Linked DNA regions of Homo sapiens: region 2 is linked to region 1. A link is an interaction called in ENCODE POLR2A ChIA-PET data of the cell type or tissue named here. Cell type or tissue: GM12878. All regions are shown on one strand. Each heading gives the region's core, and the rest is flanking DNA. Links, peaks and the distances in the headings are about the cores only. Region 1 overlaps GOLGA4 (golgin A4). Region 2 overlaps GOLGA4 (golgin A4).

Region 1 (5,174 bases), core at 1-5,000:
TTTTTTCTTCAAGCTCCTCTTGAAGATGACCTATCATACTTTGATCTTCATGTTGCTTTGCCTCAGCATGTTCTAGCTTTATTAAGCGCTCCTGGTATTGGCATCGCATTTCAAAATGAGAAGAAACTGTCTCTTCTTTTTCCTGCCCTACCCTCTGCAATAGCTTTTCTTTTTCAGTTAAGTTTCTTTGTAAAACACTGATTTTTTCTTCATATGTCTTCTGCACACAGCCTTGGGAATCTGCTTCTTCTTGTTCAGTATATGCTGCCACATTTTTTGCTGATCTGGGTACAATTAATGTTTCTGACTGTGAACTTTCCACTGACTTAAGTTTTTCTTCCAAGATGTGAACTTCCCTTTCTCTTTCCTGCAATTTTGTATTTAGCTCACTCAAATGGCTTTCTGTACCTTTTTTATACTGTTCTTCTTTCTCTTCCATTTGAGATAACAACTGCTTCTTAATGGCAGCAATTTTTTGTTCAGCTTTTCTCTTCAACTCTGCTAATTTTGCAGCACTTTCTGACTCAAGCCTATCTTCCAATGCCTTTAACTCCTCCTCTTTGCTTTTCACACTTAAATTCACATGTTCTAATTCTTTCTTCTTAGTTTCAAGTTCAGCTTTCATGGAATAAACTTGGTTTTCAAGTGTTAAGATTTTTTCTTCAGCTTCTTTAACCCTGTTGTCCTTTTCTTCTCCTAACTCTTGAAAATGTTGAAGTTTCTGAACCAATTCTTTGTGTTCAATATCCTTTTGTTGATTGTAATTTTTAAGAACTTCATTTAAGGACTCTATTTCAATAGTTTTCTGGGTAATATGGTCCTCTAATTCCATAATTCTTGCTGTTTGAGACTTTAACTCTGTTTCTAAATTAGACTCCTTTTTCTCCATCTTGCTCTTGTCGTCTTCCATTTCACCCTTTAAACAATCAAATCTTTTATTTTGCTGATCAAGCTCTTCCTTCAATAAATTTATCTGCTCATCCTTTTCATAAGCTTCCTTTGATTTTAACTCAAGCTGGATCTGCAATTCTTTAACAGTGTTTTGATGCTGTGTAAATCTTGACTGTGCTTTCTTCTTCCATTCTGAGAATTTATTGGACCAGTCATCTACCTGCTCAAGAGCAGAAATTTTCTCTTTACTCAGAGTGTCAACTTTAAAAGATAAATCTTGCACCTGATCCAGCAATTCACATTTTTCTTCATCATACTGCTTTCTTAGTGATGAAATGGCTGCTTCTTTTTCGGATAGGCTGATGCTATTTTGAAGCTGAACATTCAAATCAGTTAGTTGTTTACTAAGACTGCTAATCTCAACTTTTTTTTCTTTAAGCTCTTCTTTCATCAATGTGACAGCATTGATGTTTTCAGATAACTCTTTCTTCAACTGTGTTATACAAGACTCCTTTTCAGAAGCAGCCTGTTGCTGATTGCCTCCTTCCTTCTGTAAGGCTTCTTTTTCTGTTACAAGACTTTCAATATCAGCCTTCATGCTCTTAATTTGATTTTCTTTTTCTTCTAACTGATGAGTAGCCTGTTGAAAAGAAATATTTAGTGTATTTTGCTCCTCTGTCAACTGTCTAAGTTGTGCTTCTAATTCAGAAACTGTGCAAGTTTTAATTAACAGTGCCTCCTTAACTTTAGTTGTACGGTGCTGACAATGAGAAATCCTAGAAAGAATGGCATTAGTTTTACTACTACTAATGTTGATTAGCTCATTTGTTTTAGCTTCTAATAAGGCTTCGGTTTTCTTACAGCAAATATCTAGCTGAATCGCTAGTTCCTCAGACAGTTTTTTAAATTCCAAGCTCTTGTCCTCTAGGCTTTTGTTACTTTTTTCATGTGAAGATTTCAAACTCTGGAATTCTTCATCTGTGGTTTTCAACTTGCTAGTCAACTCAGAAACCTTCCGCTTATCTTCTTCTGCCAGCATCTTCAGTTCAACTAGCTGCTCTTGAAGAAAAGTATTTTCCTTCAGAGACTTATTCAAGTCAACCTCTAGCTTTTCAAGATGAGCTTTCAGTTTAGTTTCATCTTGTGCAAGAGAATTCACATGGGCAGACTTCTGCTTTAACTGTTCCTGTAATTCATTTAATGTTGTATCCTGCTTAACACCTTCTTCCTTCAGCCATGTTATTTCCTTGTTCATCTCTTCTTTTTCACACCCAAATAGGAGGATCTTTTGTTTCAGTTCTGCTACCTCTTGTTCTTTTTCCTGTAATTGGATTTCATGTATTTCCTGAAGTTCTTCAGCTTGCTGATTAAGTTTCTTTTCCCAGATTGATATGACATCATTGAGTTCTCGTCGATGAACCTCAGTAAGACTTTCTATTTGTTCTTTTTGGTTTGTTTCCAGTCTTGACACTGCATCACTGATTCCAGCTGAGTTAGCCTGTGCCATTTCCAGCATTTTGGCATTAAACTGTTTTTCTTTCTGACTAAGCTCTAGAGCAGTATTTTCAAGCTCTTTCTTAAGTTTGGCTTCCTGATCCAGTAATTTTTTCTTTAACGTTTCTTGCATCTCCTTTGCTTTCTGCTTAACTTTTTCCATCTTTTTTTCTTGGTTTTTAAATTTGGTTTCATATTCCTCATTCAAAATATGAATACTGTCCTCCTTGGCTGACAATTTCTGTGTGAGTATCTCAATTTCTTTCTTCTGTCCTTCTCTCATTTGTAAAATCATATTTTCCTTTTCCACCAAGATTTGCTTTGTCTGTTCCTGTTCTTTGTTACCATCTTCAAGTTTGGACTCATAGACTTGGGTTAAAGATTTTACTTTTTGCTCCATTTCACTATTTTGTTTTTCAAGTTGCTGCATTAAGTCCTGCACCTGGATTTTGTGAGCATCTAACTCAGTACAAACATCTTTCTTTTGTGCTTCAACTTCAGCAACCTGTTTGGTAAGAAGAATTCTTTCTGTTTCCAAATCCAACAACTTCTGCTGCAATTGGGCCAACTGTTCCTCATATGCTTTTGTCTGCTCATGTGTGGCACTCTGGTAAGACTGAAAAACGTCCAGCTTAGCAGATGCCTGCTGGAGTTCCCCTTCAGACCTTTTAATATCTGCCTCTAAATTTTCTACATGAGCCTGATGCTCTTTCAAATGCTTGTCCCTTTCCTTCAAGAGAAGCTCAAGTTGATTAATTTGATCTTTTAATGCCTTCTCAGTCCTCTGGATAGATACCTCGTGTTCTTTAATGATACTGTCAACTTGCTGCTGGTGATGATTTTTCTGTTCATCCATCTTGGCCTCTAATTCCTGCTTCATTTTATCTGTTTGATCTTTCAGAACAGAAAGTTCCTCTTCTAGTTTGTGACGGGCTTTTAATACTTCTGACAGTTCAGAAGATAATGATTCTAGTTCTGTTTGCTTCACATCAAGCTTTTCTAAAGTCTTTTCATTCATTTCTTCTATGTGGGCCTGGAAGATAATCTCTTTGTCTTTCAACAATGTTTCTTTTTCTTGTTCACACTTTTCCCTAAGTTTTTCCATTTCAGTCTGATATTGTTGCTTTAAGACTTGGAGTTTTTCAGTCCAAAGGGCATCCTGCTGATGCTTAAGGCTTTCCAATTCTGTCTTGTGTTTTTCAACCATGACTGTAATCTCCTTATTGTGCTTATTTTTTTCAGCTTCCAGATGAACAGCCAAATCTTTTGACTGATTTTTGTTTTCTTGTAAGCTTTTTTCCAAAGAACTTTCCAATTCAAGAATTCTCTGTTAATTAAAAACAGATGCATTTTTATTAAAGTACGTACTTGTCTACTAACAATGATACACAGACATGATGTCTACCACCTACCTGAAGATCAAAATTATCATACCAAACACTAGAAAAGACAAAGAATCTATGCTCAATTACTAAAGGAATCATATAACAAAGAAAAGATTATGGCAAGGCACAGTCCAACAGTTTGGGAGGCCGAGGTGAGCAGATCACTTGAAGCCGGGAGTTTGAGACCCAGCCTGACCAACATGGCAAAGCCCTGTCTCTACCAAAACATACAAAAATTAGCCGGGCATGGTAGCATGCGGCTGTAGTCCCAGCTACTCGGGAGGCTGAGGTTGGGGAATCCCTTGAACCCAGGAGGCAGAGGCTGCAGTGAGCCGAGATCATGCCACTACACTCCAGCCTGGGCAACAAAGCGAGACTCCTCTGTCTTGGAAAAAAAAAAAAAAAAAAAAAAAGACAAAAGGAAAGAAAAGATTACATGTTTAACCCAACTCATACTTTCAGATTCTTTCTATTTACTTGGGGAACCTTTTCAGCTACCTACATTTTCAATAATACTTTAACTGGATAGTAAAAAGAAATAAACCATAAAATTCATAACAGTAACTTCTGGTAGGAAGATTGGGGTTTTTTCCAATTTTTAAGGCCTACATAGTATTTTATTATTCTCATAATTTTAGAAGAAAAAGAATGTATGATTTTTCCACCTTCAAAATTATCATTTGGAAGGTTCTTTTTTTTTTCATAAAGAAGGAACTTATATGAATTTTAACAAAGATTATTATTATCTCATGAAAATGTAATTTTGACTCTGAAGGAGTTAAATAAGGCAGAGCCACAGAATGTCAGAGCTGGAAAGGTCCTAGGGTCCTAAGGAATTACTGAATCTAATCTCTTCATGTGACAGGTGACGAAATTAAAGTACAATTAATTTAAAAATCTAACAAGTGGAAGATCTAGGCCTCCTAAGTGTCCATTTCACCCACCATGGAACCTTTTGCAAGTGTTAGTGATGGAAAAATTAAGCATGGTTTAGAACTATGAGTAAGAAGTATGACTGTTTTACTATCTAAATCAGAGCAAAAAAGCTAACAAGTCTAAACATCAGTTAGTTTTCAAAATAGGTTGTACATTTCAAATACTGCTAAGGAAAGGATCAGACAGGGCCTTTAAAAAAACGTACACTCTGGGACATACACACAAATATGTTCATTACGGGACTATGTTTAGTATGGAAAAACTGGGGAAACCAAATGCAAAAGCCACACACTAGTGTAATTAAACTGTGATATAAGCAGAGGCTGGATTACGTTCAGGACATGGCATAAGATAAACCTGGACAAGCAGAAAGGTGCCAGGGCAAGTATTGCCTACAAAATGAGCCCACTTCCTAGACATCAAGGGTGAGTATGCAATGGAGATGCTGCAGGGTCAGTGAAAAGCAGC
Region 2 (5,530 bases), core at 321-5,320, 50 kb after region 1:
TGGCCTTTAAAGTATGCTAGAGCAAGTGTACCCTAGGGAACCTATGTCAAAACAATTTTTGTCTTACTCCAAACAGAAAAAATGGTACACACTTTAACAAAAGCAAAACTTAATTGTAAGATCTGTACTGTAAAGCTACTTGCTATAGCCCATATATTCAGTTTGTTCAACAATCTCACTCATTGACAGAAAAAGTCAGCAAATAAGACTTGGGACAAAATTATTTTCTATCAGTCTCCACATGGAAAGACCACCGCTTTAATGAATTATACAGTCCTTAAGATTAATCCTTGGTCAGTATAGATTTCCGAATCAAAATCTAGTCATGAACTGTTTACAATAGCTATACTACACTAAGATGCTAAACATTTTCTTTCCAGTATGTCTTCCTAAGAGGGGAAAAAAATAGTGGGAAGTTCTCATCTTTGCCTATGAGGGGATTTATGAAAAGCCTTCTAAACTACAACAGTGTTCTTCTGCAAAACTAAAACACATTATAAAGTCAAACAGGTAAATTAACAGGAAAACCAAACTGATCTCAATAAAGTCTTGTTTCCAAAAATCTATTAAGAACAAGTAATATACATGTACAAGAAATTACAAGAGATGATGATCACGGTTAGTTACAGATGCAAAATAATATCTAATATTCCAAGCTTGTGAACATAATAATTAAAATCAAATTCATAAGCTACCTCAAAATTATGTACATTTTAGATAAGCTGGTCAAGTATTATTTGAATACACACCATATTTGGTAAACCTAAAATTATATTACCTTTTCTCCTCCTTTAATATTTGTAGCTACATGCCAATATGGAAAAAAAAGTATTTTCATTTATGTATTAATAACAGAGAGTAACAGAATTTCTACTGTGTATGTTTCACAGTGTAAAAGAAAAAAAGTTAAGGTGTATTTTCCTTTAAGAAAGAAGAAATATTGCCAAGAGTTTAATTAATATCAACTTACTTATAAAAACAGAAAAAATATGTTTTGAAACAGGTACCATACAATTATTATATGGTCTCCCTACTGATCTGAAACTACAGAAGGCATTTAAGGAAGGGATGTTAGGTCAAAAACAAAGTCTAACTCAAGTTGCTTTAAAAATTTGATTTGCAGGAAAACTAGTTGCTTGGCCTAGTTTAAAGCTAGTTACAAAATCCGTTTTCTTAATGGTCCAGATATTTTGCCAATTCTTCCAACTCAACAGAACTTCCATCGATTTCCACATTCATTACAGACAACAAATGTTGTCACTGGTTCATCAGCACTACGGGTTTGTACCTGTGTGTAAGTGCAATTCTTCTTTTTACATTTGCCACATGTGAACAAGTCAGTCTGGGTCCCACCAGTCTTGGCCATCTGATGCTCTCTGATGGCTTCTTTGGTCAAGTTTTTCCACATCTCTTTCAGCTCATCACTAGCCATTTCCTCTGCTGTCATTCTAGCAAATAAGTCAGGAGGAATATTCCCACAGAGGACATTTTTCCTTAAATTTGGATTTTTTGCATCTTTAAGATTTGATATCCTACTTCGTACTCTATTTTTGTATTTCATGTCTGTATTCCTTATTTCTTGATATATAGCTTCTTCAATTTGAGATCCTAATTCTTCCTCATCAGCTCCAATTGCAATGTAGTCATCCCCTGTTCGAAGAGCTGCAGCAAGCATCTCCCTACACTTCAACTGCACAGAATCAGAAGTGCTTGGTGCCCGAGGAAAGGATGAAACATAAGTATCTCGAGCATTTGTCTCATCCTTTCTGTTGCTTACATTGCCGCTGGAAGTACTTTCTTCTCTTGCCTCAGGGCTGTTCTGCGATGTAATTGCAGGTTCTTTCTTCTTTTCGTCAAGGTCTTTCTCAGTTGATGGCCCATCTAATAATTTTTTCCAGGATTTGATGAGAGACTTTGCCAAAGATGTAACTTCCTCATCTGTACTCTGCTTGCGAATAGCATTAACTGACATTCCGATTCTTGTGGACTGCAGTAATTCCAGGGTCATAGGAATATTCTTAAGCTCCTTTAGCAAATCCAATGCTCCAGCCGCGTTCTTCTTCTGCACCATCTTGTCCATCTTCTTGGCAAAGCGGACCACTTCGTCCTCCATGGCTCCGGCAGGTCTTCTCCGCGCCCACCCCGCTGGCAAGGGGAAGTGGGCGAAGCTGGAGCGGAAGACACAGCAGGAGCGACCCCCGGCGCGCAGCAACCCCCACCACCGCAGGCCCGGGCCTAGGCCCCCTTCCTCACAAACGAAGCCCGCGGCCAATGATATTCTTTAAAGATCACTGGATATGTTCTGTACAGTGCTGTTTAGACTGATGCCTCCCAATATTTTACCCCTACTTCATGGCACTTATAGAAAATTATGTATTTCTAGAGAATTTGGGATTAACTGGAGTGGCTGCTCAAGACTAGAGTCAACAGACCCAGGGACTTGGGCTGTTCCCACAACCTGACCAGCCTCACTGACAGTTATGAGGATCTAAGCTCACAAGACACCTGTCCACAGAGTTTGGGAAGCTCATTTAAACATTTGTTTTTTTGGGGTTTTTTTTTTCTTTTTTTTTTTTTTTTTTTTTTTTTTGAGACGGAGTCTCGCTCTGTCGCCCAGGCTGGAGTGCAGTGGCGTGATCTCGGCCCACTGCAACCTCCGCCTCCCGGGTTCAAGCAATTCTCCTGCCTCAACCTCCTGAGTAGCTGGAATTACAGGTACCCGCCACCACGCCCAGCTAATTTTTTTTTGTATTTTTAGTAGAGACGGGGTTTCACCATGTTGGTTAGGCTGGTCTCGAACCCCTCACCTTGTGATCCACCCACCTCGGCCTCCCAAAGTGCTGGGATTACAGGCATGAGCCACCGCACCCGGCCCTAAACATTTGTTAGACAATACTTCCGAATGTTTTGTCTATGTAATTTAGTTCACAAATCATTCAGCTCATAAATCAACTTGTCTAGACTCATGCCCTGGGTTCACAGAATTAGAAATAATACTATTTTACATTAGGGACTACTAAGAACAACCAGGATGATGATAATAGTCATCACTAAAACCAAAGTCAGCAAATGTTCATCTCCAACACTGCTATCACAATTTTTTTTTTTTCCTTGAGACAGGGTCTCACTCTGTCATCCAAGCTGGAGTGCAGTGGTACAATCTCAGCTCACTGCAGCCTCCACTCCCAGGCTCAAGCAATTCACATGCCTCAGTCCCCTGAATAGCTGGGATTACAGGCACACACCACCACACCCAGCTAATTTTTGTATTTTTTTAGTAGAGACAGGGTTTCACTATGTTGGCTGGGCTGGTCTCGAACTCCTGGTCTCAAGCGATCCACCTACCTCAGCCTCCTAAAGTGCTGGGATAACAGGCATGAGCCACTGCGCCCAGCCTGCTATCATAATGATTTTTTTTTCTTCCTTTTTTGGAGGGGTTCAAACAAAAAATGACTTGAGCCCCTCTTTATAAATAACTTTTTAAAATCAAGGACAACCTAAACTCTAGTAGTAAAATACACTTTAAAGTAGAGAATACTTTAAAAGATCTCATTCCTTCATATTCCCCTTCCACCTTATATAACTCAGTATGTCTCTCAATATGGCTACCTCCATGATCTTTTATAACTATAAACTCAGATCACAGTTTTTCAAAAAGTTTTCACTTTCTCATAATTATTATTATTATCTTTTTTTTTTTTTTTTTGAGACAGAGCCTCACTCTGTTGCTCAGGCTGGAGTGCAGTGGCACAAACTCAGCTCATGACAACGTATGCCTCCTGGGTTCAAGCGATTCTCACGCTTCAGCCAACTAAGTAGCTGGGATTTCAGGCATGCGCCACTCCTGGCTGACTTTTTCTATTTTTAGTAGAGACAGAGTTTTGCCATGTTGGCCAAGCTAGTCTCGAACTCTTGGCCTCAAGCGATCCGCCCACCTCAGCCTCCCAAAGTGCTGGGATTACAGACAGGCGGGAGCCACAGTGCCTGGCCTTGCATTAATTTTTAAAATGAGAAATAATACAGTCTTGCTTTCATTTAAAACTTTTTCCAAGAAACCATGAGCAAACCTGTGTTTACCATATATACTGTACTGAATATTTGGACATCACCATTTCAATGTAAAGTCAGATGCTAATAATTAACACAGACTGACCAACACTCTGAAATGACTTGTTATTTTCTAAAATAACAATTAGTAACAGACCTGAGGAATGCTTGGTTCACTTCCATTAACACTGTCAGGAGATTTCGAGGCATGAGTAGATGCATTCTAAGAAAAAGAAAGAAACATTGTAAAGCAAAAGAACAAAAAACTAAAGGTTTAAAACTGTTAAGAATAAAGCCCATGTGCCAAGACCTATCAGATACATTTATCTATTAAACAAAATTAGTAATTGTTCATTTATTAGAATGTTTTCATGCAAGGCAAAACTATTGTAGTATGGTAAGTATTTTAGAAAATTCATTTTGCTGTAATACACAGAACTCAATAGCAAAGATTAGTATGTAGAAAAACCTATTTCAAGCTAGTCACATACCTCTTCCCATTATGTCCCCAGTTTTTCCCCCATAACAAAAATCAACATCAGGGAATCAATGCACAAATCTCACTCAAACAGAAAACTATCCAGAAAAGGAAGTAATTTCAATTTTTTCCTACAATAAAATAATACTCAAAATTATTTGGGCTAAGCTCTGAAAAATATCTTGATAGCAAGAAACGGTAATGTCTCATTCATTTGAAGTTAGCAATCTAAATGAAATGATAATTTTCAGAAGAACTTAAAAACCTCTTCTTCCACACGCGAAAGATTTTTGTTTTGTTCTGTTCTGTTGGTATGCCAAAGGCTCCCAGTTAAGCAACATTCTACTGATTACATCATACTGGCATAGATTTCATGATACTAGATGAGATTCTTTGAGGTTCAAAATTCTACACTGCATTTATAATACATTGTCTAACTAAAATTAGTTAGAACTATAGAAGTAACTCATGATAAAATAACTTCCATGTTTTAAACAAAAATATTCCACCAAATGCCAACCACTATGTTTCAGTAGTTACATCTTGCATTTCCCCTTGGTCTAGAGCTGACCAAGGAAAGGCAAATATCTGACCTAACTTATTCTTAAGTGAAAAAGGTGCTCAGTTTTGCAAACGTGTTTTCTACTTTTTGAACATTGATTAAGTAGTTTGATGGTAGGAAATTATTAATTTTTAGGTGTGATAAATAATATTGTGGCTAAAATTTTTTAATCCTTTTTTTCTGAGACAGGGTCTTGCTCCATTGCCCAAGATGGAGTGCAATGACATGCTCACAGCTGACTACAGCCTCAAGCTCCCAGTCTCAAGGGATCCTCTCACCTCAGCCTCCTCAGTAGCTGGGACTACAGGTGTGCATTACCAGGTCCAGCTAATTTTTGTACTTTTTGTAGAAACAGGGTTTCCCCATGTTGCCCAGGCTGGTCTCAGGTGATCTGCCCTCCTCAGCTTCCCAAAATGCTGGGATTACAAGTGTGAGCCACCATG

Evidence for each region. Peaks named below come from ENCODE experiments on the same cell type or tissue, not always from the same donor. Only the 100,000 strongest peaks of a DNase experiment are listed, where the experiment ranks them.
Region 2: POLR2A ChIA-PET joins it to region 1 with 7 read pairs; 7 of 35 experiments call an interaction of 5 or more read pairs at or near these places.

What each region holds. Positions count from the first base shown.
Region 1 is chr3:37,322,126-37,327,299 of GRCh38, reverse strand. GOLGA4 (golgin A4) reads right to left here. Exons shown (of 24, transcript NM_002078.5): 14 at 1-3,712. Among named protein-coding and RNA genes, the nearest start is that of APRG1, 56 kb to the left of the region's middle. RefSeq lists a silencer at 576-776. In GM12878, for the core only: no CTCF peak of the experiment used is centred there; no DNase peak of the experiment used is centred there; H3K27ac peaks cover 628 bases.
Region 2 is chr3:37,272,276-37,277,805 of GRCh38, reverse strand. The region is part of intron 2 of GOLGA4 (golgin A4); the gene reads right to left. It also overlaps the pseudogene TCEA1P2. Among named protein-coding and RNA genes, the nearest start is that of GOLGA4-AS1, 31 kb to the right of the region's middle. In GM12878, for the core only: no CTCF peak of the experiment used is centred there; no DNase peak of the experiment used is centred there.